Regions from separate parts of the Homo sapiens genome. Here regions 1, 3, 4 and 5 are each linked to region 2. Evidence: chromatin loops called from intact Hi-C (ENCODE). Cell type or tissue: mammary epithelial cell. All regions are shown on one strand.

What was found. Hi-C counts contacts between places; a loop is a spot of excess contacts. Peaks named below come from ENCODE experiments on the same cell type or tissue, not always from the same donor. Only the 100,000 strongest peaks of a DNase experiment are listed, where the experiment ranks them.
Region 1: a loop joins it to region 2, with 7 times the contacts of the local background. A loop is called at or near these places in 10 of 110 quality-filtered maps.
Region 3: a loop joins it to region 2, with 17 times the contacts of the local background. A loop is called at or near these places in 7 of 110 quality-filtered maps.
Region 4: a loop joins it to region 2, with 3 times the contacts of the local background. A loop is called at or near these places in 6 of 110 quality-filtered maps.
Region 5: it touches region 2 in a loop (4-fold over the local background); 6 of 110 quality-filtered maps call a loop at or near these places.

Annotation. Positions count from the first base shown.
Region 1 is chr1:233,437,982-233,442,981 of GRCh38, forward strand. No RefSeq gene overlaps it. Among named protein-coding and RNA genes, the nearest start is that of MAP3K21, 110 kb to the left of the region's middle. In mammary epithelial cell, a CTCF peak has its summit at 3,042; a DNase peak (open chromatin) is centred at 3,090.
Region 2 is chr1:233,901,570-233,906,569 of GRCh38, forward strand. SLC35F3 (solute carrier family 35 member F3) reads left to right here and starts at 3,107. Exons shown (of 8, transcript NM_173508.4): 1 at 3,107-3,561; 2 at 3,960-4,189. The coding sequence starts at 3,509. In mammary epithelial cell, a CTCF peak has its summit at 3,100 (motif pointing left); DNase peaks (open chromatin) are centred at 3,092 and 3,602; H3K4me3 peaks cover 2,275 bases; H3K27ac peaks cover 1,552 bases.
Region 3 is chr1:233,518,266-233,523,265 of GRCh38, forward strand. No RefSeq gene overlaps it. Among named protein-coding and RNA genes, the nearest start is that of KCNK1, 93 kb to the right of the region's middle. RefSeq lists an enhancer at 158-452. In mammary epithelial cell, a CTCF peak has its summit at 239 (motif pointing right); DNase peaks (open chromatin) are centred at 286 and 2,456; H3K27ac peaks cover 1,584 bases.
Region 4 is chr1:233,392,120-233,397,119 of GRCh38, forward strand. No RefSeq gene overlaps it. Among named protein-coding and RNA genes, the nearest start is that of MAP3K21, 67 kb to the left of the region's middle. In mammary epithelial cell, a CTCF peak has its summit at 2,929 (motif pointing right); no DNase peak of the experiment used is centred here.
Region 5 is chr1:233,302,422-233,307,421 of GRCh38, forward strand. It overlaps a transcript of PCNX2 not described here. Among named protein-coding and RNA genes, the nearest start is that of PCNX2, 9.2 kb to the left of the region's middle. In mammary epithelial cell, a CTCF peak has its summit at 2,269 (motif pointing right); no DNase peak of the experiment used is centred here.

The DNA of each region.
Region 1 (5,000 bases), 460 kb before region 2:
CTCTATCTCCAGCATATAAGGTGCTAGTTATCTGATGAGGCTAAAATTTGTACTTTTCTTTAAATATTGTATTAGTCCATTTCCACACTGTTGATAAAGACAAACCTAAGACTGGTAATTCATAAAGAAAAAGAGGTTTAATGGACTCATGGTTCCATATGGCTGGGGAGGCCTCACACTCATGGCAAAAGGTGAAAGGCACTTCTCACACGGCGTGGGCAAGAGAGAGAATGAGAGCCAAGTGAAAGGGGTTTCTCCTTATAAAACCATCAAATCTCGTGAGACTTCACTACCACGAGAACAGTATGGGGAATATCGCCCCCATAATTCAATTATCTCCCACTGGGTCCCTCCCACAACACATAGGAATTATGGGAGCTACAATTCAAGATGAGATTTGGGTGGGGACAGAGCCAAGCCATATCAAACATCCACAAGGGAGCCTGAGGTATGAGAATTGTTTTAGAGCAGAGAACCTCACTTAGGAGTAGGTAGGCAAATGATCTTCAAAGGATTGTAAGCCACTGCCAGGGGAGGGTTAGCCCCAAAAGCTGATAATGTATTTCTGAAATTATGCTTATTGGAGGCAGAGAAGAGTCTTAATAACAGTGAGTTTTCTGGAGTAGGAAAGACTGGAGTCTGAATTCCAGCTCTATGTCATTTACTACTTTATCTTGGGCAATATTTAAAAGCTTCAAAGCTCAAATTTCCAAAATTTTTAAGTGAGTATGATAATAACAAAAATTTGTATGAAGTATTCATCACAGCGCTGGGCATTATTGAGGATAAATTGTTGAAAATTTTAGTTGCAAAATATTCCATATGCATAGAAATTTCTAGGAAAAGACCTATTCAGTCAAGTCAAGTTCCACTCAGCAGGAACTAAATTATACATGATCTCCTGGAAGGTAAGGAGCCCTAGAAACTGAGTTTCTGTGTGTAGATGGCTCAACCTGTTGCTGAACACACAGCAGGTGATTTAAGGACAATTACTGATGTCATGCGTTCCTCTTATCTTTTCCTCCACAAAACTCTAGTCTCTATCACAAGCAGAATGGACCTCAAGCTCCTTAATTTGACCTTCTAGACTGGCCTCTTCTGACCTTACCTTTGTTTCTTTAATGTCCTTGGAGAGCGTCATGTGTAAAAGCCTCATCTTCCAGGAGTCCTTCTCTACCAGATAAGGGATGAGAAGGTATCATTTCCTCTCAGAATCTCAGCACCTCTGGATCTGCACGTTCTCCAGTGCCCTCATGGGTGGGAAACATGGCTATATATATATATTTTGAGACAAGGTCTCACTCTGTTGCCCAGGCTGGAGTGCAGTGATGCAATCATGGCTCACTGCAGCCTTAACATCCTGAGATCAAGTGATCCTCTCACCTCAGCCTCTCGAGTAGCTGGTTCTACAGGAATGTGCCACCACACCTGGCTAATTAAAAAATTTTTTTTTGTAGAGATGGGGTCTCACTATATTGCCCAGGCTGGTCTCAAACTCCTAAGCTCAAGTGATGCTCCCACCTCAGCCTCCCAAAGTGTTAGGATTACAGGCGTGAGCCACCATGCCGGGCCAGGGCTGTATTTTAAGTACAGTCTCATTTTACTACAGTTAACTTTTCTTTTTAAAAATATGTATATTCCATCTATTACCTGCCATGCCTAAGTAGAAGCTACACATCTCAGGAAGCAGCTCACAGGCCCATGAACATTGAAGAGCTCTGTCCTTGCCTTCTGAGCACAGCTGCCAGAAAGGGGAGGGAAAAGAGAAGAAATTCAGTGTCCTATTTTTTGGGATTCTGAAGAAAAATTCCTGGGAAACCCACTTAATGCTGAATATTCTTGGAAAGGGCATCAATGAGTCATATTCACAACATCTGAAGAAAAACTGTTCCGTGAATCCAAAGAATGTACAAGTTGGTCAGAAGGCAAAAGAAAATAAGCATCTAATTTTCACAGATGCTTCATCGGGATGTGTTCCCAGGGGAAATTCCTGGGATTGGACCTGGGCACAATGGGCCATACGTGGTTTGTTTTATTTTTGTGTGTGCTTTTTGTTTGTTTCTTGGGACAGAATCTTGTTCTGTTGCCCATGCTGGAGTGCAGTGGTGCAGTCATAGCTCATTGTAAACTTAAATTCCCGGGCTTAAGCGATTCTCCAGCCTCAGCCTCCGGAGTAACTAGGACTACAGGCATGAGCCACCACACCTGACCAGTTTTTTAAAATTTTTTATAGAGATAGGGTCTCACTATGTTGCCCAGGCTGATCTCCAAGTCCTGGCCTCAAGCGATCCTCCTGCCTCGGCCTCCCAAAGCACTGGGATTACACGTGTGAGCCACTGCACCTGGCCTGTTTTATGTACGTTTTTACTTCCCGACTTTCCACTTCTGTCTCAGAGAACCTGAAAACCAACATTGGCTTAATATCTTTGTTCCCACAAGAAAGAAGCTAATAAATGAGTCTCGGTTGTTTAGGGATTTAAAGCTAAGTCAAGCTTTAAATGGTAGTGGTCTTGCTGGGCACGGTGGCTCATGCCTGTAATCCTAGCACTTTGGGAGGCTGAGGCAGGTGGATTATTTGAGATCAGGAGTTCAAGACCAGCCTGGCCAGCATGGTGAAACCCCATCTCTACTAAAAATACAAAAATTAGCCGGGCAGTAGTGGTGTGCACCTGTAATCCCAGCTACTAGGGAGGCTGAGGCAGGAGAATTGCTTGAGCCTGGGAGGCAGAGGTTGCAGTGAACTGAGATTGCGCCACTGCACTTCAGTCAGGGCGACAGAGTGAGACCCTGTCTCAAAAAAAAAAAAAAAAAGGGTAGTGGTCCTAACAGTAACCCCTACACCCTTTTCCATACGCACACAGGTTGCTTGATGTCTGATCTCAGGGATAAAGACTGTGGACAAAGGCAACTCTAACCCTCTAACTCTTCTCTCTCTCCTTCTCTTTCCTTGAAAAGCAGCTAAACCTTTCTCACTGCTCTGATAACTCACATAACTCCGATAACAGAGAAATTGGGTTTTTCCGAAACCAAGACTTTTAGATGTGGTCTATAGATGTCGCTGTTGGACTCATCTTAGCGGGTTTCTCTGCTTAAATGCAAGGTTTCCTGTGCTTCCTTGAAACAAGAGTTGTGGAAGGAATGGCGCCTTTGGCCTCAAGGCTAAGAGCTCTGCTGAATGCTTGCTTCGGAAAGGCTTTTCTCGGGAGGCTGACGTGAGCTTGTGATGAAGGCAAGAATTAGGTTTCTTTCAGTCCATGCTTCCTTAATTTAAAACAAGCTTGGCCCCTGCTGAACTTTCTGGTCTCTCACCCTCTGGGGCTAGAGGAATTACTGTGCAGTTCTCTTAATATGGAAGACCCTCTCTTGCCTCTAGGCCTTCGCCCCTGCTGTTCTCTCTGTGGGGCACCCCTCCTTCCTTTCCCCTGGATGACTCTTGATTGTCTTTTAGTACAAGTGCTCAAAGTATGGTGCACACACCAGCTGCTGGCCAGGACCCTTTGTTACTGGTTTACGACAAGATGAGCTTGTGTCAGAACCTAAGTGAACTAAATCTCTAAGCAGACCATTTATTTCAGTTCGTTCTCTTTTTTAGTGAGATTCTCTTGAAGAAGGAAGCAGTGTACTGATTTACGTTTTGACACAAGCTCTTGTCACAGCCTGGCACTTTCAGTGAGTCTGCCTTAGTACAGGGCTGAAACACTCTCCTCTGGGAAACCTTGCCCAGTCCTCCCTCGACCCTTCCACCTTGACTATGTTTGTACCCTCATCAAAACACCTGGCACACGGTTTTGGTAACTGTCTGTTTTCCCAAGGAGTTTAGAAGCATCTTTACATCATGGGTCAATTAGCTGCTGAATGGGCGGATGAATACATTTTCAATATCTTAAATTCAGATAATTTATTTAGTATAGGGTGAGAATTGTTCATGTTTTATGCAGTTTTGAATATTGTACTGTCTTCCTAATGTGGTAAAACTGGAGTCAGGTTTCTGAGATAGAATAGAGGTAGTTCTTTAAATTCATAACCCTTTCCACAAATACCATACAGAAGCTGGAAGGTTAAATCACGTTCACTTGAAAAGGAGACACCTACTTATTACCACCATTTTAAGTTGTAAATATGGTTGAACGTGGTGTCCAGGATGCTGGCTGTCTTATCCTAGTTCTTGGCTCTCTCCCATCTGTCTGCCTAGCTCAGCCAATTCTTCCCTCAGGGCTGTGAAAGGAGGTTAAGCGGGAGCAGAGGTTTTATCCTCCCTTAATGTTTCCAGAACATTCCTGGTTTCTTACTAAAGCCTGGATTTCCTTAAAAAAATCTGGAGTTTTGGGGGATGTACCAGGGACTTGCCAGAAGCTATCATTTCAAGAATGTGTTTGCTTTTCCCATTTTTTCCTTCCCTTGCTGGTGATAAGCCCCCCCGCTTCTCTAAGACAGTAGGTCACCCCGAGCCCCAGGTTTCAGAATGGTAACACACTCACTACCCGTTCTGTCAAAGCAGTATCTCCCCACCAAAACCAAAGTGGGTGAAAGAACATGAAAACTCCCCAAGAGAAAAACATCCATGGCTATAAAGAGGTCCTGATTCATCACATTCCTTAACCTCTGTCTCTTCACACAAATCTACGTGCTCATTTCTTCCTCCATGCTGTGTATATTCATCCAAATACTGTGTACGTGTCCATGTGCATGTGCCAGAATGCTTTAGATAAATACTACAGGTGCAGCCACAAAAATTGTTTTAATATTAACTCTCACTATCCCTGACCCTGGTTCACTACTAAGCATTTTTTTTTTTTTTTTTTCTTTTTTTTGAGGCAGGGTCTCACTCTGTCGCCCAGGCTGGAGCACAGTGGCGTGATCTTGGCTCACTGCAAGCTCCACCTCCCAGGTTCATGCCATTCTCCCGCCTCGGCCTCCCAAGTAGCTGGGACTACAGGTGCCCACCACCACGCCAGGCTAATTTTTTGTATTTTTAGTAGAGACAGGGTTTCACTGTGTTA
Region 2 (5,000 bases):
TGAAGTTTTTAAAATAGACTTTTTTTAAAGAACGATTTCAGGTTCACAGCAAATTTGAGGAGAAAGTACAGAAAGTTTTTAAATACCTTCCCCCTGTCACACACCCACAGCTTCTCTCCACCCACGTCAACATCCTGCACCAGTGGTACATTCGTTACAAATAATGAGCCAACATTGACACATCACTATCACCCAAAGTCTATAGTTTACATTGGGGTTAACTCTTAGGGTTGTGCATCCACTGAGTTTTGACATATGTATAATGATATATATCTACCATTACAGTACTATACAAAATCAACCCACTGCCCTAAAAATCCTCTGTGTTCTGCCTGTTCATCCCATCCTCTCCCCAACCATTGGGAACCAGTGATCTTTAAACTATCTCCATAGTTTTGCCTCTCTCAGACCGGTTTCTTTCACTTAGCAATATGTTTTCAATTTCCTTCATGTCTTTTTGCAGCTTGATAGCTCATTTTATCACTGAACGGAATATTCTTTTGTATGGATGTACCACAGTATGTTTATTCATTCAGCTACTGAAGGACATCTTGGCAATCATGAAAAAAGTTCCTATAAACATTTGTGTGCAGATTTTTGTGGGGACTTAAGTTTTGAACTCATCCAGGTAAATATCAAGGAGCATGACTGATGGGTTGCATGGTAACAGTATGATTAATTTTGTAAGGAACTCAAACTGTCTACCAAAGTGCTGTACCATTTTGCATTCCCACCAGCAATGAATGAGAGACTTCTTGCTGTTCCACATCCTGCCAGCATTTGATGTTGTCAGCGTTTGGGATTTTATTCATTCTAGTAGGTGTATAGCAATACATCTTTTTTGTCTTAATTTGGAATTCCCTAATGATGTATGATGTGGAGCATCTTTTCATGTGCTGATTTACCATCTGTATATCATCTCTATTGATATGTTTGTTCAGCTGTTTTGCCAATTTTTTAATTGGGATCATTTTCTTATTGTTGAGTTCTAATTATTCTTATTTTTTATTACAGTTCTTAATCATGTATATGATTTGACATATTTTCTATTGGTCTGTAGCTTTTCTTCCCATTGTTTTAACAGTGTCTTTTGTAGAGCAGAAGTTATTAATCTTAACGAAGTCCAATACCAATTTTTACTTTCATGGATCATGCCTTTGATGTTGTATCTAAAATGTCATTTACAAACCCAAGGTCACCTAGGTTTTCTCCTTTTTATCTTCTAAGAGTTTTATAGTTTTGCATTTTATATTTAGGTCTATGATCTATTTTGAGTTAATTTTTGTGAAAGGTGTAAGGTCTGTATCTATGTATCCAGCTTCTTTTCTTTTTTTCTCTCTTTCTTTCTTTTTTTTTTTTGTGATTGGATGTCTAGTTGTTCTAGCACCATTTGTTGAAAAGGTGATCTTTTCTCCATTAGATTTCTTTTGCTCCTTTGTCAAAGATCACTTGACTCTATGTGTGGGTCTATCTTGGCCTCTCTATTCTGTTCCATTAATCTATTTGTCTGCTCTTTCACCAATACCACACTGTCTTGATTACTGTAACTATAGTAAGTCTTGAAGTTGGGCAATATCAGTCCTCAGACTTTGTTCTTCTCCTTTAATATTGTGTTGGCTATTATGGGTCTTTTGCCTTTTCATATAAACTTGAGAATCAGTTTGTGATATTCACAAAATAACCTCCTGGGATTCTGATTGGAATTACTTTGAATCTATAGATGAAGTTGGGAAGAACTGACATCTTAACAATATTAAATTTTTCCATCCATGAACATAAAATATCTCTCTATTTATTTAGTTCTTTGATTTCTTTCATCACAGTTTTGTAGTTTTTCTCATATAGATATTGTACATATTTATTAGATTTGTACCTAAATATTTCATTTGAGTGGTGTGCTAATATAAATAGTATTGTGGTTTTAATTTCAAATTCCCATTGTTCGTTGCTAGTATATAGAAAAGCAGTTGACTTTTGTACATTAATTTTGTATCCTTCAATCTTACCATAATTGCTTATTAGTAACAGGAGAGTTTTTTTGTCAATTGAAATTTTTCTACATCAACAGTCATGTCAGCTGCAAAGACAGTTTTCTTTTACCTTTTCCTTCACAATACGTATACTTTTAATTTCCTTTTCTTGTCTAATTTCATTAGCTGGGACTTTCAGTATGATGCTGAAAAGGATTGCTGAGTAGAGACATACTTGCCCTGTTCCTTATTTTAACAGGAAAGCTTCTAGTTTCTCACCATTAAGCATGGTGTTAGCTGTACGCTTTTGTAAATGTTCTTTTTCAAGTTGAGAAAGTTCCCCTCTATTCATAGTTTGCTGCTATACAATATGATTTTAATATAAAAAAAGCAGTACATAAAGTAGTGTGTACAATTTCATTCCGATTTTTGTGACAACTGTATTTTGCGTTGGAAAAAAGCCTGGAAGAGAATACGTTCATAATTGAAAGTCGTCATTTTTGGCTGGATAATGGATATTTTCTTCTCCACATACTTCTATCTTTTCTAAATTTGCCCCGATGAAAAATAATATTAGGAAAGGTGATTAGGTAGTCTGAAGAGAATGCCTTTCGGCCGTCGGGGGCAGTGGGGTGGTAAGGAAAAAGATGAGAAGCTTTTAAAATGGAAATCTATGAAGAGAGAACTGATTTCGTAATTGCATCATCAGTGGGAAAGTAAGCTCTCTGAGGACCAGGTCTGACTGAGAGATCCCCACAGCGTAATAGATAATACATTTTGTGTCTCAGCGTTGCCTATGAAACGCCATTTATTCACTTGGCATGCTGAGCATGGAACCAGGTTTCTTTCTTTCCAAGTAGTTTTGCTAATTTAGAGAAAGAGAGAGACAGACATATACATAGAGAGAGAGAGAGAGAGAGAGAGAGAGAGAGAGAGAGAGAGTGTGAGAGAGAGAGAGAAAAGTACTGAACTGGGAGCGGCAGGGTTTGAGTCAAAAGAGAAGGGTGGAGGAGCGCGTCCGGTGCCCCAAGGCTTCCAGGCGGAGCGCGGGCGCGAGGTGCGGGCTCCGGGGCGGAGCGCACGCCCGGGAGGCGGGAAGTGGGCAGCAGCGCCCCCGCCTGGCCCCTGTGCGCCCCGACCCGACGCCTCCCCGCCCGACCAGGTGCCTCGAGAGCGCACAGCTGGGAGGGCTCTCCCGGTCGCGGCGAGACTCACGCCTGCGGTGTGCTAGGGCGGCGGCGACGGTGACGGGCGTGGGGCGCGGCGCTGCCTCGGCTGCCGGGTCGTTGCGGCGAGCGCGCGGGCCGGCCTGGAGTCACCGGGCTGAACCGCCGCGCCTGCATCGTGCCGCACGCCGCGGAGGCGCTCGGGTACAGACCGCGCGGGCGCGCACAAAGCGGCCCGGGGCGGCCGGCGCGGCGCAGACCCTCGGTGGGCAGCGCACTCCAGTCTTCCCAGGCTAGCGGCTGCAGGGAGCTCCGGCCCGCGGCCCCTCCGCCTCAAGTCTGGGAGCTGCCGGTCCCACTCTGTCTTTGCCTATGGGGATTCGAGAGTTTCCCAGCGGCGCACCCAGGGGCAAGAGCATTGCCGTGTGAGTAGCGCCCCGGGCGTGGGTGAGCGAGCCGGCGGGCGGGAGGCCGGAGCGCCGGGGTAGCCCTTTGCAGCTGGGACACTGGGCAGTCTGAGGCTCGGGGAAGGGCGGCGCGCGCGGTGGAGCTGCTCGGGAAGTTTCAGTCATTCTTTCCCTCGCCACTCGCCCCAACCCGCACTGCCCCGAGACGCCCAGGATAGGGCACTGGGGACAGCTGCCCGGGGAAGTGGGTGAGTGGCGGCGGGAAGGGAGGAGCGCGGGCTCTGCCGCGGCGCTCGCCCCCGGAGGGCCCCGGCCGCGCTCTTGCTCTCGCCCTGGGATCTGCTCCTCACGAATCCCCTCCTCTCTGTCCATGCTCCCCCTGCCCACCCACCTGCCCGTGGCGCCTGCGACCGCAGTGGCATGAGGAGGTCACCGGACGTCAGCCCCCGGAGACTGTCCGACATCAGCCCCCAGCTCCGGCAGCTCAAGTACTTGGTGGTGGACGAGGCGATTAAGGAGGATCTGAAATGGTCGCGCTCCGTGGAGGATCTCACCAGCGGGCCGGTGGGGCTCACGTCCATCGAGGAGCGGATCCTGCGCATCACTGGCTACTATGGCTACCAGCCCTGGGCAGCGAGCTGCAAAAGTAAGACCCCCTCACGTCATGTTTCCCGTTCACTGGTCCATCTTCTTACCATTGTCACAGCAGCCTCGGGGAGCGCACGCAGTGAGGCGTCCAGCCACCCCCTCCCGCCCTGCCTGCTGATACAGACCCAGGTTTGCAACTTCGAGGAAGAGGCCCGGAGACGGAGTTCTCCTGGACCTCTGAGGCGTTCTGATGCGTTCTCTTACACCCCTTCCTCTCCCACACACAGGATCTCTCTGTATCCTTATCTCTCCACTGCCAAATACGGAGGACACTCCTATGTGGCAGACCGTGGGAAACAGATCAGAAACTCAAAGTATCCCGGACAGTGTGGCTTCCCCGCGGATCTGAAAGTCTCACAGGGCCCTCGGTCAGGTCTCACCAGGCTCAGATGGAGATGCTGACTTACATAGCCAGGATTTTAACTCTTCCTTGCATCTCCTAGCCCTGATGATAGAGGACAATTCTTGGGGTCTTCATTTTGGATGCCGTTCACGCCCTTCTCCCCTGGATTTTATCGGTCTTCAGTAAGGAGGTTCTATAGGGATCATTCTAGATAGTGGTGTTGGTCCCTGCAAGTTGAATGTTTGGTGTCAGGTGGAGAAGCTGAAATGTTTTTCTTTCCGTGGGTCCTAGCTAATGGCTTTGAGGATGCTGTGATCAATTAGACAGACATTATCTTATGTCACCAGGACTAATTTGGTGGACATTTCTTTTTCTCACTTTGCAAGAGAGAGGTTGATTATGATGAAATCCAGATATCTATAAATATAACCATAATTAGGTGGTCTCATCACTGTAGTTTGACATA
Region 3 (5,000 bases), 380 kb before region 2:
CATGGTAATTATTGAATCTCAAATTTCTACCCCAGCTTCAACCTTTCCTTCATCTCTTGGTTGTATAACCTGTTCTCTCCCCAACATCTCCATTCGGCATCACAATAGATCCCTCAAATAGAAGTCTTGATTCTTCCTACCAAAACATGCCCCCGAATCCAAATTCTATCAGCTGTTAAGCTATTTCTCAGCTTGAACCCCACCTGTCTCCTCACATTTGTTTAGCCAGTGGGTCCCTGTTAGGCTTTGCCAGGAGGGGGCGCTAGAGAAAAAAAACTTTAACTCTGGAGAAGACAGAAGGAACTTGCTCCTCCTTCCTTTTGGGTTTCTTCCTGGTTTACTTTCTCTTCCTGTTTTGACTTCCTGTTCCTGTCAATCTAACCCTGGCAATGCTTTTCCACCTGGCAGCAGTGGTTTATCCTGATGCCAGTAGTGATCACAGTTTTTCCCAGCTTTTGTTATGTCTTCTTGGAGAAACCAACAACACCAATCACCTGGGAGGTCTGGGTCCCAGCTCTGCAGTGCTTTTCCTCTAAGCTGAGAGACAATAGCACCAGCTAAGCAGTGCCCCCTTCTCATCGTACTCAGCTACATCGGACCTGCTTCCACGCTTCTGAATATTCATAATTCCAACCCCTTCTGTTTGTTTTTCCATCCCTGGGAGTGGTGGTTGCTTCCTGCAGTTGCTACCTCAGTGATACCATGGTGTTCACTTTGCCTAGGTTATTTTTTAATATTAAATTTTATATTAAATAATCTCTGTTAAAATAACAGGTATAGTTTCTTCCTCCTAACTGGATCCTGACTGATACAGTCCCCATCTTGGTGAAACAAATGATCATCCCACTTGCTCATGCCAAATACTTAGAAATCATCTTTGATTTATCTTTCTCTTATACCACATTGTCAATCCATTAGCAAATCCTTAAAGATCTACCTCTGGAGTACATCTTGCACTTGAGCACTTCTTGTCACCCCCATTTCTACCACCTTCATCTAAGATGCCATTACTCTTTGCCTGGATTATTGTTTTAACTCCTACCTGATTTTCTGAATCTGCCCTTGCCCCCAATTGTGCATGGGTCAGTGGAAGTGATCTTTTTTTTTTTTTTTTGAGATGGAGTCTCCTTCTGTCACCCAGGCTAAAGTGCAGTGGCGCGATCTGGGCTCACTGCCAGCTCCACCTTCCAGGTTCACGCCATTCTCCTGCCTCAGCCTCCAGAGTAACTGGGACTACAGGTACCCGCCACCATGCCCAGCTAATTTTTTTTTTTTTTGGCATTTTTAGTAGAGCCGGGGTTTCACCATATTAGCTGGGGTAGTCTCGATCTCCTGACCTCGTGATCCACCTGCCTTGGCCTCCCAAAGTGCTGGGATTACAGGTGTGAGCCACTGCACCCAGCCTGGAGTGATCTTTCGAAAACTTAAATCCGATGATTTTACTCTTCTATGCTCAGCTCTCAATGACTTACCATTACACTTTTAAAAATCCAAACTCTCTGCCCAGGCCTGCAAGGTCTTAAGTGATCTGGCTCTGACACTCTCTCTGACCTCATCTTCTGGACATCACATACTGGCTTTATAGCAGTCATTATGCTGCCTCCTAGGTAAAGCTGAGAAAGTTAAGACTCCCAAAGCCCCCCTCCCTTGATTGCCCCCTCAGTGTGCTGGCCTCTCTGCTTCTTGTGCTGCATTTTTCCTGCCCCTCAGGGGCAAAGCTTTCCTGTCTCGGACCACTTGCCCTGAAAAATGAGTTTGAGTTGTATCATGCATACGTTAGGGGGTTCTACTCCCAACATTACTATTAATCTTAATTCTTTAAAAAAGACATTTTAGAGACAATGCTTTTAATCCCCAAAGTTATTCTAATGGTGGGAATAAAAGGTTTCCAGCAGTACCATGGTGATGAATGTCAATGGTTGTGACATTTTGACCACTCTCAAATTCATATCACTGAGGGCTATTCCTCATTAATTCTGGGCTCTAAATAACCAAAGTGTGGCTCATTTGACTGCAAGTAACAGAAGCTGACTCCTAGTAGTTTAAGGGACAAAATGTATATATATATGTATATATATTCTTTGACAGAATAGTGGCATATTCACTGAATTCGGGGAAGAAGTGAGCAACTCAGCCCTGTTGGGAAGGGTAAAAGCAGATTCTTCCCGGGAACTCAGCCAGTTTGTGAACTTTTCCTCTCTAGCACTGCTATTTGCGTGATTCAGCCCCAGAGACCCCATTCTTTATGTGCTTTCTCATGAATTTCCAATTTTCTAGGAGAGAGAATCTGATAGAACCTGTTTCACTAGGACCAGAGACCCAAAGTGACATAGGAAGCTGTGATGGCTAATATTAGGTGTCAACTTGACTGGATTGAGGGATGCCTGCATGGCTGGTGAGGCATTGTTTCTGGGTGTGTCTGTGAGGGCGTTTCCAGAGGAGACTGGCATGTGAGTCAGTGGAAAGGCAGGGGAAGACCTGCCCACGTTGTTCAATTGGCTGGGAGCTTGGTTAAACAAAGCAGGCAGAAGGAGGACAAGCAGTTTTCTTAGCTGCTTCTCTCTCTCTCTCTCCCTTCTGGAGCAAGACACCTTTTCTCCTCCTGCCCTTGGACACCAGACTCTCCGTTCTTCAGCCTTTGGACCTGAGACTTGCACTAACAACCTCTTGGAGCCTCCTGGAGGCTCTCAAGCTTTTGGTCTCAGACTGGGGCCTGCACTGCTGGCTTCCCTGGTTTTGAGGCTTTCAAACTGGGACTGAGCTACCTACTGCCTTCCCTAGGAGCCACACTACCAGCTTCTCTCATTCTCCAGCTTGCAGGTGGCCTATCGTGGGACTTTGCCCTTGTAATCGTGTAAGCCAATTCTCCCTAATACACTGTCTTTCATATATATACATATTCTGTCTCTCTGGAGAACCTTGACTGATACAGAAGCCATGGCTGATGCAGGACCACTCATGAATGCCAGGAGCAGTTACCAATAGGGAGGATTGTTTCAAAATGCCTCTCTGAAATCACACCTGTGGGCTACCCACCCCAATAAACCTTTCTTCTCATATATCCAAAGGTGTCTTTGCCTAACATAACCTAATTATTGCACATAAAATCACAAGTTTCACATCATCTCCTCAACCTGAGACAACTCCAAGTCACATCCAGCTGTTGCCTCCAGGTGCATCAACGTTGATGTGTATTCAGGGGTCAACCAAAGGCTTAGAAAAATTTCATATACTTGGTGTCTCCCTCTCTGCCCTTTGCTCTCCAGAGTTTTCTCCTCACTTTCTAGTGAATATGAGTGTCCTGAACTCTGTTCCCTGGTTTCTCAAACCACAAAGACTGTGGGTTTTTATCTGGGTTTTAGTTGCCCTGTGCAGCACCAGCTATAGCCTGACATTAGGCTAAGAGCCATTTCAAAATGAGAAACTGACTCTGTGCCATTTCCTTCTTCCAACTGTTGGCTTCTCTTCAGAAGCTGCCTGATTTTATTTACTCTCCAAAGTACTCAGGTCATTATTTTATTTTATTATTATTTTTTGAGATGGAGTCTCGCTCTGTCGCCCAGGCTAGAGTATAGTGGCGTGATCTCGGCTCACTGCAACCTCCACCTCCCAGGTTCAAGCAATTCTCCTGCCTCAGCCTCCAGAGTAGCTGGGACTACAGGCACCTGCCACCATGCCTGGCTAATTTTTGTATTTTTATTAGAGATGGGGTTTCACCATATTGGCCAGGCTGGTCTCGAACTCCTGACCTCGTGATCCACCCGCCTTGGCCTCCCAAAGTGCTGGGATTACAGACATGAACCACTGCACCTGGCCAGTTGTTATTTTTATGTTGCATCTGGTGTTGATAATTGCCATCTTTAGGCATAGGAAGTAACTTCCAGACCATCAATAGAGCTGACTGCTTTGGTTTTAATCCTGCTGTATCACTTATTACCTGTGTGAACTTAGGCAATTTACTTAATTTGCCTATGTCTTAGTTTCCTTATTTATAAAATAGAAAAAAATATTATCCATATTTAGGGTTATGGAAATAATTATATGACATAATTCATATAAAACACTTGGGAAAATTATCATTGAATATCTGAGAATGTTATTTTTATGCCATTTTTGAGATTTTTCCTAATACATTTAGCTGTTTCCTCAATGAATAATAATTGTGATTCATTTCAAATTTTCTGACGATCTATCATCTTGGATAGCACTAGATGAAATTCACTAATAAATTTTCACAAATGTATTAGGTTGCAAGTTTTAAATCATCATTCTCATTTCAGGTGATGTTTCCCTCATTACTCAAATATTAAATTATATTGTATTTTATTTCCAGTCCCCCAGATATTGTGATGTATAACTACTTTATGAACAGTAGAATTGAATTTATAGTTTTTTTCCCAAGTTACTCTCAAACATTAATTATAGTCCTTATTATTAAGTAAAAAAATAATGTTCAAATCGGCCTTTTTACTCCTTTGTGTCATTTGTTGGGAAAATATTTACTGACTGCTTACTATTTCCAAGAACGAAAATGATAAGAAAGTGATGCCTACAAAAACCTTGTAATATTTCAGTTGATGTTCAGAACATTTATTTTATAAATTTGTCTTATTTATATTAGAGAAACTATCATCTAGAATAATATGTAAATATAATTGCATAGCAGTTCATTAGCATTCCCTATAGCATTTAGCAAAATCTTTCAGGCCGGAAATTTAAATCATGTATTCCTCAAGGCATGGATAAGAAAAGCATCCCTTGTTTCATTCAGGATTTGGAGCCAATAAATGAAAACTCTGACAACAAGGGCTTAAACAATGGGGCTTATTTTTCTCATGCATTAAAAATCTGGATGTACCAGCTTGAGGCTGGTGCAGGCTCCTAAGGTGATCAACAAAGACCCAGTCTCCTTGGATTTATCTGTTCTTCCATTATGAACATGTGGTTTTTGTTTTGCTGGTCATGAGATGACTGCTACACCTCCAGAGATTGTTTGCATT
Region 4 (5,000 bases), 510 kb before region 2:
TTTATCCCATAGGCTTTAAATACATTTTTTCCCCCAAATTTCTGTCTCTCGACCCATCCTATTCTTAGAACTCCACTTGTATATATCCTGCTGCTTAGCCGTTGCCTCTTCTTGGATGTCTAAAAGACATCTCAACTGGACACAGCCCAGATGAAGTTCTGGATTCACTCCCACCAGTGAATTTTCTCTTCCTTCAGTCTTTTTAGTAAAGAGCAACAGCATCTGGAAATTACAGGTCTCCCTTTACCAAGTCACTCTGAAGTTGCAATATCATGAATGTATTGGTATCATTAAGAGTTATTCAGTAAGTTTTTGAAGAATGAATGAATGAATTATTCCCATTTTATAGATGATGAAATGGAAGCTTAGAGAGATCAAATAAATTGCTGGATTTGAATCCAGCCTGAGAAGCAATTATTATTATTATTTTCTTCCTCTTATCCTTCTTCTTCTTCTTCTTCTCCTCCTCCTCCTCCTCCTCCTCCTCCTCCTTCTTCTTTCTTCTTCTTCTCCTTCTCCTTCCCCTTCCCCTTTTCCTTTTCCTTCTCCTTCAGGGGTTCAAGACCAGCCTGGCCAACATGGTGAAACCCTGTCCCTACTAAAAAATATATATATACAAAAAATTAGCTGGTGTAGTGGCGGGCCTCTGTAATCCCAGCTACTCAGGAGGCTGAGGCAGAGAGCTGCTTGAACCTGGGAGGTGGAAGTTGCAGTAAGCCAAGATCATGCCACTGCACTCCACCCTGCGTGACAGAGCGTGACTCTGTGTCAAAAAAAAAAAAAAAAAAAGGAAGGAAGGAAGGAGAAAGAAAGAGAAAGAAAGAAAGAAACAAACAAAGAAAGAAACAAAGAAAGAAAGAAAGGAAGAAAACAAAGAAGGAGAGAAATTAGCTCACATGTTTGTGGAGCCTGGCAAGTGTGAATTGTGCAGGGCAGGGCAGTAGGCTGCAGACCCAGAGAAGAGCTGCTGTTGCAGATAGAGTCCGAAGGCAGTCTGGAGGTGAGAGATCCAAGATCAACAAGATCAAGGTGTCTGCAGAGCTGGTTTCTCCTGAGGCCTTTCTCCCTGTCTTGTACTGTGTCCTAATATAGTTTTCCCTCTCTATGTGTCTGTGTCTACATTTACTCTTATGAGGTAATTAAGGTAAAATGAAGTCATATCAGCCCACCCATATGACCTCATTTTTCCTTATCGCCTCTGTAAAGGCCCTATCTCCAAATACAGTCCCATTCTGAGGGGCTGGGAATTAGAACTTCAACAGATAAATTTGAGGGGTACAAAACTTAGTCCATAAAAAACAACGCAGCCCATAACAGAGTGCCATATATTTAGTATGTCAAGTAGATCTGAGAAGGGAAAACTGGAGCCATTGAGGAAAAGATTTTTTTTTTAATCAGCTTTTCTAGCAAGAATAAAGAGGACTGGGGTATGTGAGAGGAACCGCTCAATCTCCAAACAGCACAACTGGCTGTGGAAAGCAAAGAACAAGAGGTTCATTAGGGCAGAATGCTGAGTCAGCTGGGAGATTCTGGGCCACCCACAGGAAAGGAAACATGAGGAGATTGGTGCTCGGTTTTGGACAGGCAACGTCTGCAGTTCTGAATGGTGGAAAAAGTTACAGGTATCCAACGAGCAAATTCCAGGTGGAGCTGGAATTTGAGACAGAAGTCGGACTTGGACAGAGATTCTGGAGTCATCGGAATTTTGGTGATCGTTGAAGATGTTAAATAGCTCAGGGAAAGAATGTAAAGAGAAAAACACTGAGGAAAGCTCTTTTGGAAAGAGTAAAAAGAACCAGAGGAGATGCAAAGAGGAATGATAACTTGTGGGTAAGAAAGACTCAGAAAGTAGAAAGCAGTGAAGATCACATCAAACTTCTCAAATACTTTTCTTAATTCATAGCAAAAATTTTTGGGCTAATATTATCTAAGAATTATGCCACTCCCTGGAGCTATCAGCACTTAATGTCCCCGCTAAGTGGAAGTGGGAAGAGAAGCTAGGTGTGCATCGGGTTTATTAAAAGCAGCAGCCCTATGGAGCTCCACCTACCTACAAAATCCCAAGGGGGCAATGTCAATCCAGAAATATGACACCATGATTTAGATCATGCTATCACTCCTTACTTTTTCTCCTTCCTGTTCTTTTCTCAAGTGTACAGAGAGAGCGAGCATACTGCACACACCATATTTAAAATTCCCCATTCCCCAAAACTATAGGTCAGAGAACCAATATTTTATTTGATCATCATTTGACCTCAGACATAGTGATTAATTTTCCAGGCCTCAGTGGCCACCTTGCCCCACCCCATCTGCTGCCTACAGATGGCTGCAGGATCTCTGTCAGCAATGTCATGTCCCTCCTGGTGTTAGTCTAGCCTGGCAGTAGTTGCTTAGTAGCAAGAGATACTGCTATGTCACATCTATAAAAATAGCCAAAATCTGGACTACTGACAAGGACCCAGGAGTTACAATTTTATCACTCTAAATGTCAAAAAGCCAGAACATATTCTAATATACCCTCTCCAAAAAGTTTTAGTGTATTCTATTAAGAAATGTTTTCTACAGAAAATACAAATTTAAATGTATTGCATAAATCTATAGGAAAATGTTATTTGTTTGAAAAAAAGATTCTGTCAAAAGACCAATAAGTTTTTTTACTTACATTTGATCATGTGAGCCATAGTGACCCATGGTTGTGTAAAAACTGGAAAAATGTGTAGGTCTTATTGCTTAACAGGTATTGAATTTTTCAAATAGCCAAGTCTTTTTCTCTGAAACAGGTAGGCATTTATAGAACGGCAAACATGATTTCGTGAATTTGGTAATAATTGTTCCTCCCATCTCTTTATCACCCAAACTCAACATATCTGTTTGCAAACATGAAAGACTCCTGTGGAACCCTTTGGGCTGGGTTTCTGCTGTCTTCTTTCTGATCACTAGATGGCACTCCATTCATATTACTTCACAGACAAGGAAGCCCAACACAGTGGATTATTTGAATTGCAGCCGAATTTATAGCCTTAGAAGAAAAGAGCATAATAACAGTGGAAGTGATTTAGAAAGATACTGGAAAGATGAGGGGAGCAAAGGAAGTGGTTTTTCAGTAATATTTACACAGAAACAACAGGGAGGTGTTTATAAACGTATCTTTTCTGTACATCTGTTCTGAGTAGGGAAGGAGTTTCCCAGCTAGGTTAGATCTCCAAATTCAGCCTAGGTGGAAGTGAACCAAAATGTTTCAAGTAGTAGGTGGCCCATCACCCTCAGACAGAGGATGAAAGCGGACTTCCCTGCTGCACTCAACAACCCATCTAAAAATAGTACCTGCTTAAGAAATGTCCTCTAATAGTCATTTTATAAATGAAAACTGGTCACAGGCTGTGTCTTATACTGGACACTGGGAGCACACAACACACACTCTCAACACGCTATTTACTCAGTGGCAATGTGTCTGGAATTAGTTCCTTCCGGTGGGTTCTTGGTCTCTCTGACTTCAAGAACGAAGCCGCAGGCCCTCGCGGTGAGTGTTACACTTCTTAAAGATGGTGTGTCCGGAGTTTGTTCCTTCAGATGTTCAGATGTGCCCGGAGTTTCCTCCTTCTGGTGGGTTCATGGTCTCGCTCACTTCAGGAATGAAGCCGCAGACCTTCGCAGTGAGTGTTGCAGCTCTTAAAGGTGCCGCCTCTGGAGTTGTTTCTTCCTCCCAGAGGGTTCGTGATCTCGCTGACTTGAGAAGTGAAGCTGTAGACCTTCACAGTGAGTGTTACAGCTCATAAAGGTAGTGCGGACCCAAACAGTGAGCAGCAGCGAGATTTACTATGAAGAGTGAAAGAACGAAGCTTCCACAGCATGGAAGAGAACCCGAGCGGGTTGCCGGTGCTGGCTCTAGTGGCCAGCTTTTATTCCCTTATTTGGCCCCGCCCACGTCCTGCTGATTGGTCCGTTTTTACAGCGTGCTGACAGGTGTGTTTACAAATCTTTAGCTAGACACAGAGTGCTGATTGGTGCGTTTTTACAGAGTGCTGATTGGTGCATTTACAAACCTTTAGTGAGACACAGAGCACTGATTGGTGTGTTTATAGTCCTTTAGCTAGACAGAAAAGTTCTCCAAGTCCCCACCCGACCCAGAAGCCCAGCCGGCTTCACCTCCCAGCAAGAGATACCCCTACTTCACATCTATAGGCACAGCCAAAAACTGGTTACTGACAAGGACCCAGGAGATACAATTTTATCACTCTAGATATCACACACACATACACACCACACAAACACACAAAAGACACACACAATGCATAATATCCATAACACATATACATAACACACACCTATACACACACTTATGCACACACCATGAAAACACACAGAACACACTCACAATGCACACTTATACACACAACACAGTCATAACACACGTAAACACAAACACACACATAATACACACTTATATGCACAATGTATACGTAAACACATACAATACACAAACTTATAACACACTTATACACACCCAGTATACACAACACATAAATACTCATACACATACACTCACATACACTCACACCCCAATATCAAGATTATTTAGCTTACCAAAATGATTCACTTTCAAAGGAGGATAGCACTTAAAATGACAGAGGGTGGAGAAGGGACTCCTTAGACAACAAGTCTCCTTCGCCTCTGGTCATCATCTCCTGCTTACAGAATATGGAAATTTTTCTCACTAACAGAAGACTAACAAAATTAAAGAATGCATTAATATTTTATGTAGTTTAAAGATGGCAATCTGTCTTGTGCATCATAAAAATATATGTGAGATAATGGTAGAAATCTCCCTCAATTTGCTTGTTTCACATCACTGCATTTACGATTCTCTTTGGTGCTTTTAATTATTACAAATCATCCTGAAATGTTCTGGGCGGGTATAGTTCCTTTCCTTCTGAAGTTTCTTTTTTTCTCTCTTTTTTCTTTTTTTGAGACAGAGTCTCACTCTGTCACCAGGCTGGAGT
Region 5 (5,000 bases), 600 kb before region 2:
TCTCATTCTTTCATGATTATTCATTAGGAATTTCTCATTTTATTTAGTCTTCTCAAAGAAAAAATTTCAGCTTTTTCATCTTCTTTATCAAATGATTTTTTTTAATTTTGTCAATTTATGTTCTTTATGTTTCTCTTGTACTGTGTCTCAGCCTTATTTGTTTTACTTTTTCTATCTTCTTGAGATGTATGCTTCACCTGCATTTTTTTGCTTCTCCTTCCATCATATATATATATATACAGTTAAATCTATACATTTTCCTCTAAGTATGACATTAGTTGCATTCTCAAAATTTCAATATATTTTACTACATTCAATTCAGAATATTTTCTAATTTCCATTAGGATTCCTTTGACCTATAGATTATTTCGAAGTATATTGCTTCTAAGTATGTATAGACATATATGAGCACTTCCTAATAATCTATATCCTCATTTAATTCCAGAGAACATACTCTTAATAACTGTCAGACTTGATTTATGGCAAAGAATATGATTAGTTTTGTAAATGTGTGTGTCAGCTTAAAAAGAATGATTTTTCTGCACTCTAAAAGTGCAGTATTCTGTAAATGTCCCCTAGTTAAATCTGCTAATCATTTGCTCAAATATTTTTCATCCTTACAGACTTTTTGTCTGCCTTTCTATCAGTTAATGACAGAGGTGTCATTCTTTTTAAGATTTGTCAAATACAAATGCACACACACACACACACAATGGACCATATTCTTTAACATAAATCAAGCCTCAATAAATTTCAAATAATTAAAATTATTTAGAGTTCAGAGGACTTTCTACAGAACTAAGTGAGAAATCAAAGATCATTATAAAATCATATATAGTCCCAGCACTTTGGGAGGCCGAGGCAGGCAGATTGTTTGAGCTCAGGAGTTTGAGACTAGCCTGGGCAACATGGAGAAATCCTGTCTTTACAAAAAAATACAAAAATTTGCTGGGTGTGGTGGTGTGTGCCTGTAGTCCCAGCTGCCTGGTGGGCTGAGGAAGGAAGATCCTTTGAGCAGGAGAGGTTAAGGCTTCAGTGAGCCATGTTCACACCACTGTACTCCAGCTTGGGCGAAAAAGTGGGACCCTGTCTCAAAAAATCATATATGTACATATATATCTATAAAGCCATTTATACATATTATATACACACTATGTTAAATTAAGTTTTTATATCTTTCTGAAGAAATGAACCTTTTATAATCATGCAGAATATCTCCAGGAATTTTTTTTTATTATACTTTAAGTTTTAGGGTACGTGTGCACAACGTGCAGGTTAGTTACATATGTATACGTGTGCCATGTTGGTGTGCTGCACTCCAGGAATTTTTAAAATTTAAATTCTATTCTATCTGATATTAATGCAGTCACCTCAGGGTTCTTCTGGTTAGTGTTTATATGGTTATATATTTTTGTATCATTTTACTTTTAACTTTTCTGTGTCTTTATGTTCTGTCTTCATGTTTGTTTCTTATAAGCAGCATATAGTTGGGATACAGTTTTTATTTGATCTGATAATCTTTGACTTTAATTAGAATATTTAGTCTGTTACATTTAATGCAGTTGTAATAGTACTGGATTTAATCATATCACGATTTTGAGTTTGTCTTTTTTCCACTTTGCTTTCTCTTGGCTTCTTTGGAATGATCTATTTTTTATTATTCAATTTTACTAGCTTAAAAGTCATAAACTCTTAAAACTTTTTTAAAGGGGTCAGAAATATAAAGTGATGCATTTCCAATAGAGGTGGAATTATACAGTGGACAGGATGGTGTCAGCACATGGGGGACACATATGAAGAAGTGGCACAGAGGAGCATGAGCATGGGGTAGTATTATTTTGTGTAGCAGTTAGAGGTAAAGCAAAGATTATTTATAATGATATGAGGATCTCACAGAACACAACTGAAAGAATGTGGAGGGGGCAGAGAAAAGGTAGGCTAATCCTCATTCAGTTAGCACAAAGAAGGGAAATACAGACGACAAAAAGACTATGTTAATGAGGAAATGCCTAATAGGTAGAATACTAAACCTTTACTCCAAGATAATTTGATATTTTCCCAAATGTGTTTACCCAAGAGTAAGCATAAAAAATAAATTACATCTTTTGGCTCTTTTAAGCACATATTATAATTCAGACAGTGAAATGTGAAATAGAAAATGCCAGTTATTATGAGATGAATAAAGGGAGGGAAAGGAAGGAAGGATGGGCAGAGGAGAAAGGGAGAAAAAGAAAAAGCAGAGTGGCTTTTACTCATTTGTAGCACTAGGTGGCACCAGAACACTGCTTAGAATGTAGTAAAATAAAATACGTTATTGGTATTGCAAAGCAAGGAAGGATTTTAACAGGGCAAATTCAATATTGCAGAAAGCTTGTTCCCCCAAATGACAGGTCTGCTTTTCACCTAATTACATTTTGTGAAGATCACCTTCATATCTTGTATGGTCAGTGTATATTGTATGTGTGTTTTGCATGTGACTATTATCATTTATTTTTAGGTTATTTTTCCTTAATCTTCTACACAAATTAGTGTTCCTGAATAACAGAATAGAAATAATGGAATATAAGGAATATTATGAGTTATAATTGAAGAACTTCTTCAGAAACAAAAGAGGACTTTAACTTACCTAAACATTCAATGGATATATCATTCCCCATCCCCAAAATGACAAAAACAATGATAATAATAACATGAAGAAAGGTTCTAGGGCAACTGACTTCTGTGTAGTAGAACAAGTTTCTTTATGGTATAAAAATATTTTGTATATAGCTCCTTTATTCTCATATTTGTTTTAAAAGACAAATCGTAAAGCAAGAATTACAAAACTATGTTGAAGGACTTATAATGTATAAAGATACAATTTGTATAAAAAAAAGCACAAAGGAAATGAGATAAAATGGAGTTATATTGTTAGTTTTTATATAATATTGAAATGAAGCTAATATTAATCTGAATTAGATTGTTTTAAGATGCTAATTGTAATCTCTAGGGCAATCACTAAAATATTAAATTTCATTTTATTTTTCTTTTATTTATTCTTTTGTGACAGGGTCTCACTCCATCACCCAGGCTGGAGTGAAGTGGTGCAATTATGGCTCGTGCAGCCTCAACCTCCCAGGCTATAGTGATCCTCCCCCACTCAACCTCCCAAATAGCTGAGACTACAGGCGTGTGCTCCCACGCCCAGCTAATTTTTATAATTTTTATATTTTTTGTAGAGACAAGATCTCACTAGGTTGCCCAGACTGGTTTCAATCCCCTGGGCTCAAACCATCCACCAATCTTGGCCTCACAAAGTACTGGGATTACAGGCATGAGCCATTATGCCCAGCCTAGAAACTAAATTTTAAAATACAGTAAAGGAAACACAAGAATGAACTAGAAAATATCCACTTAACAATAGAGGAGGCAGTAATGGAGGAAGAGAAAAACAAAAACACACATGACATATAAAAACAAGTATCCAAATGGCAGATGTAAGTTCACCTTATCAGCAATTACACTAAATGAAAATGGGTTAAACACTAAAATCAAAAGGCAAAGTTTGCCAGGATGAATTTAAAAACATGATCAAATGCTAGAAAAGACACACTTTAGATTCAAGGATATAAACAGGTGGAAAGTAAAAGGGTAGAAGAAGCAAACCAAGAGAGTTAGAGTGTTTTGTGGGCAGCTATTATTATTTATTTGTACTAATATCAGACAAAATAGACTTTGATACAACAGTTTTTACTAAGAAAAAGAAAAGCGTTTTATAATGATTAAAGGGTCAGTTCATTAAGAAGATAAAATAGTTATAAACCTATATGCACCCAACAACAGAACCTCAAAACGTAAATAACAAAAGCTGACAGAATTAAAGGGATAAGTTAATAATTCAACAACAATAGTTAGAGACTTTAATATCCTGACTTTCAATAATGGATCAAACAACTAGGCAGAAGATTAACAAGGAAAGAGAAGTCTTGGGCAACAACATGTAGATATCCAGTACTGGTAGCATGAAGCCCCATCTAAAATTTGGTTTGGATGTCAACACTAGTGACATCACACAAACAACACAAGGTTCTGAAAAAGCTTATTACTTAATCAATCTATCTGGGGAAAGCAGGGCACATCTTTAAGCAAGTCTGAAAAGGCTCGAAAGAGGACAAATATTTTTATTGGATTGGGAAATATACATGTTAAATGGCTGAATTGTATGGCATGTGAATTATACATCAATAAAGCTGTATTCAAAAAAACAAATAAACCAAAATATGTGCTTGAAGGTATCTGACCACCTTCACATGATTGTGAAGAATTATTCATTTTAGATTTTGAGATTTGATTTTCCCTTGGTGTGTTTATCAATTCTGAAGGGGCAATTTATTCTGAGAATGTTGTGATTAGGAAGGACACTCAGAGGGCTTCTGAATGAAAACATTCTGTATGTTTACCTGGCTCATGATTACAAGAGTATTTGTTTTATAAAAATTTATTAAGCTGTGTATATATGTTTCATGCATTTTTCTCTACAAGTACTCTACCTTAAAATAAAATAGTGATTTTTAAAAAGATATATATTATGGTAAAGTTATCAAAATTTGAAGATAAAGAATCTGTTGGGTAATCCAATAAAAAATAGATAAAGAAATAAAGTTACATATAAAAGGAAAGTGTTAGCTTGACCTCAGAATTTTCTTCAGAATTATATAATGTGAGAAGTTGATGAAATTATGGTTACAAAATCCTCTGTGAAAGATCAATGTACATATTTGCTACTTAATATACTTTGGATATTTATTCCTTCCAAATCTCATGTTGAAATCTGATCCCCAACGGTGGAGGTGGGTGTGGTGGGAGGTCTTTAGGTCCTGAAGGCAGATCCCTCATGAATGGCTTGGTGCCATTCTCAGAGAGAGTGAGTTCTCACTCTTAGTTCCTGGGAGAATTGATTGTTGAAAATAACCTGGCACCTCCCTCCTCTCTCTCTTGCTCTCTCACGCCATGTGACACAC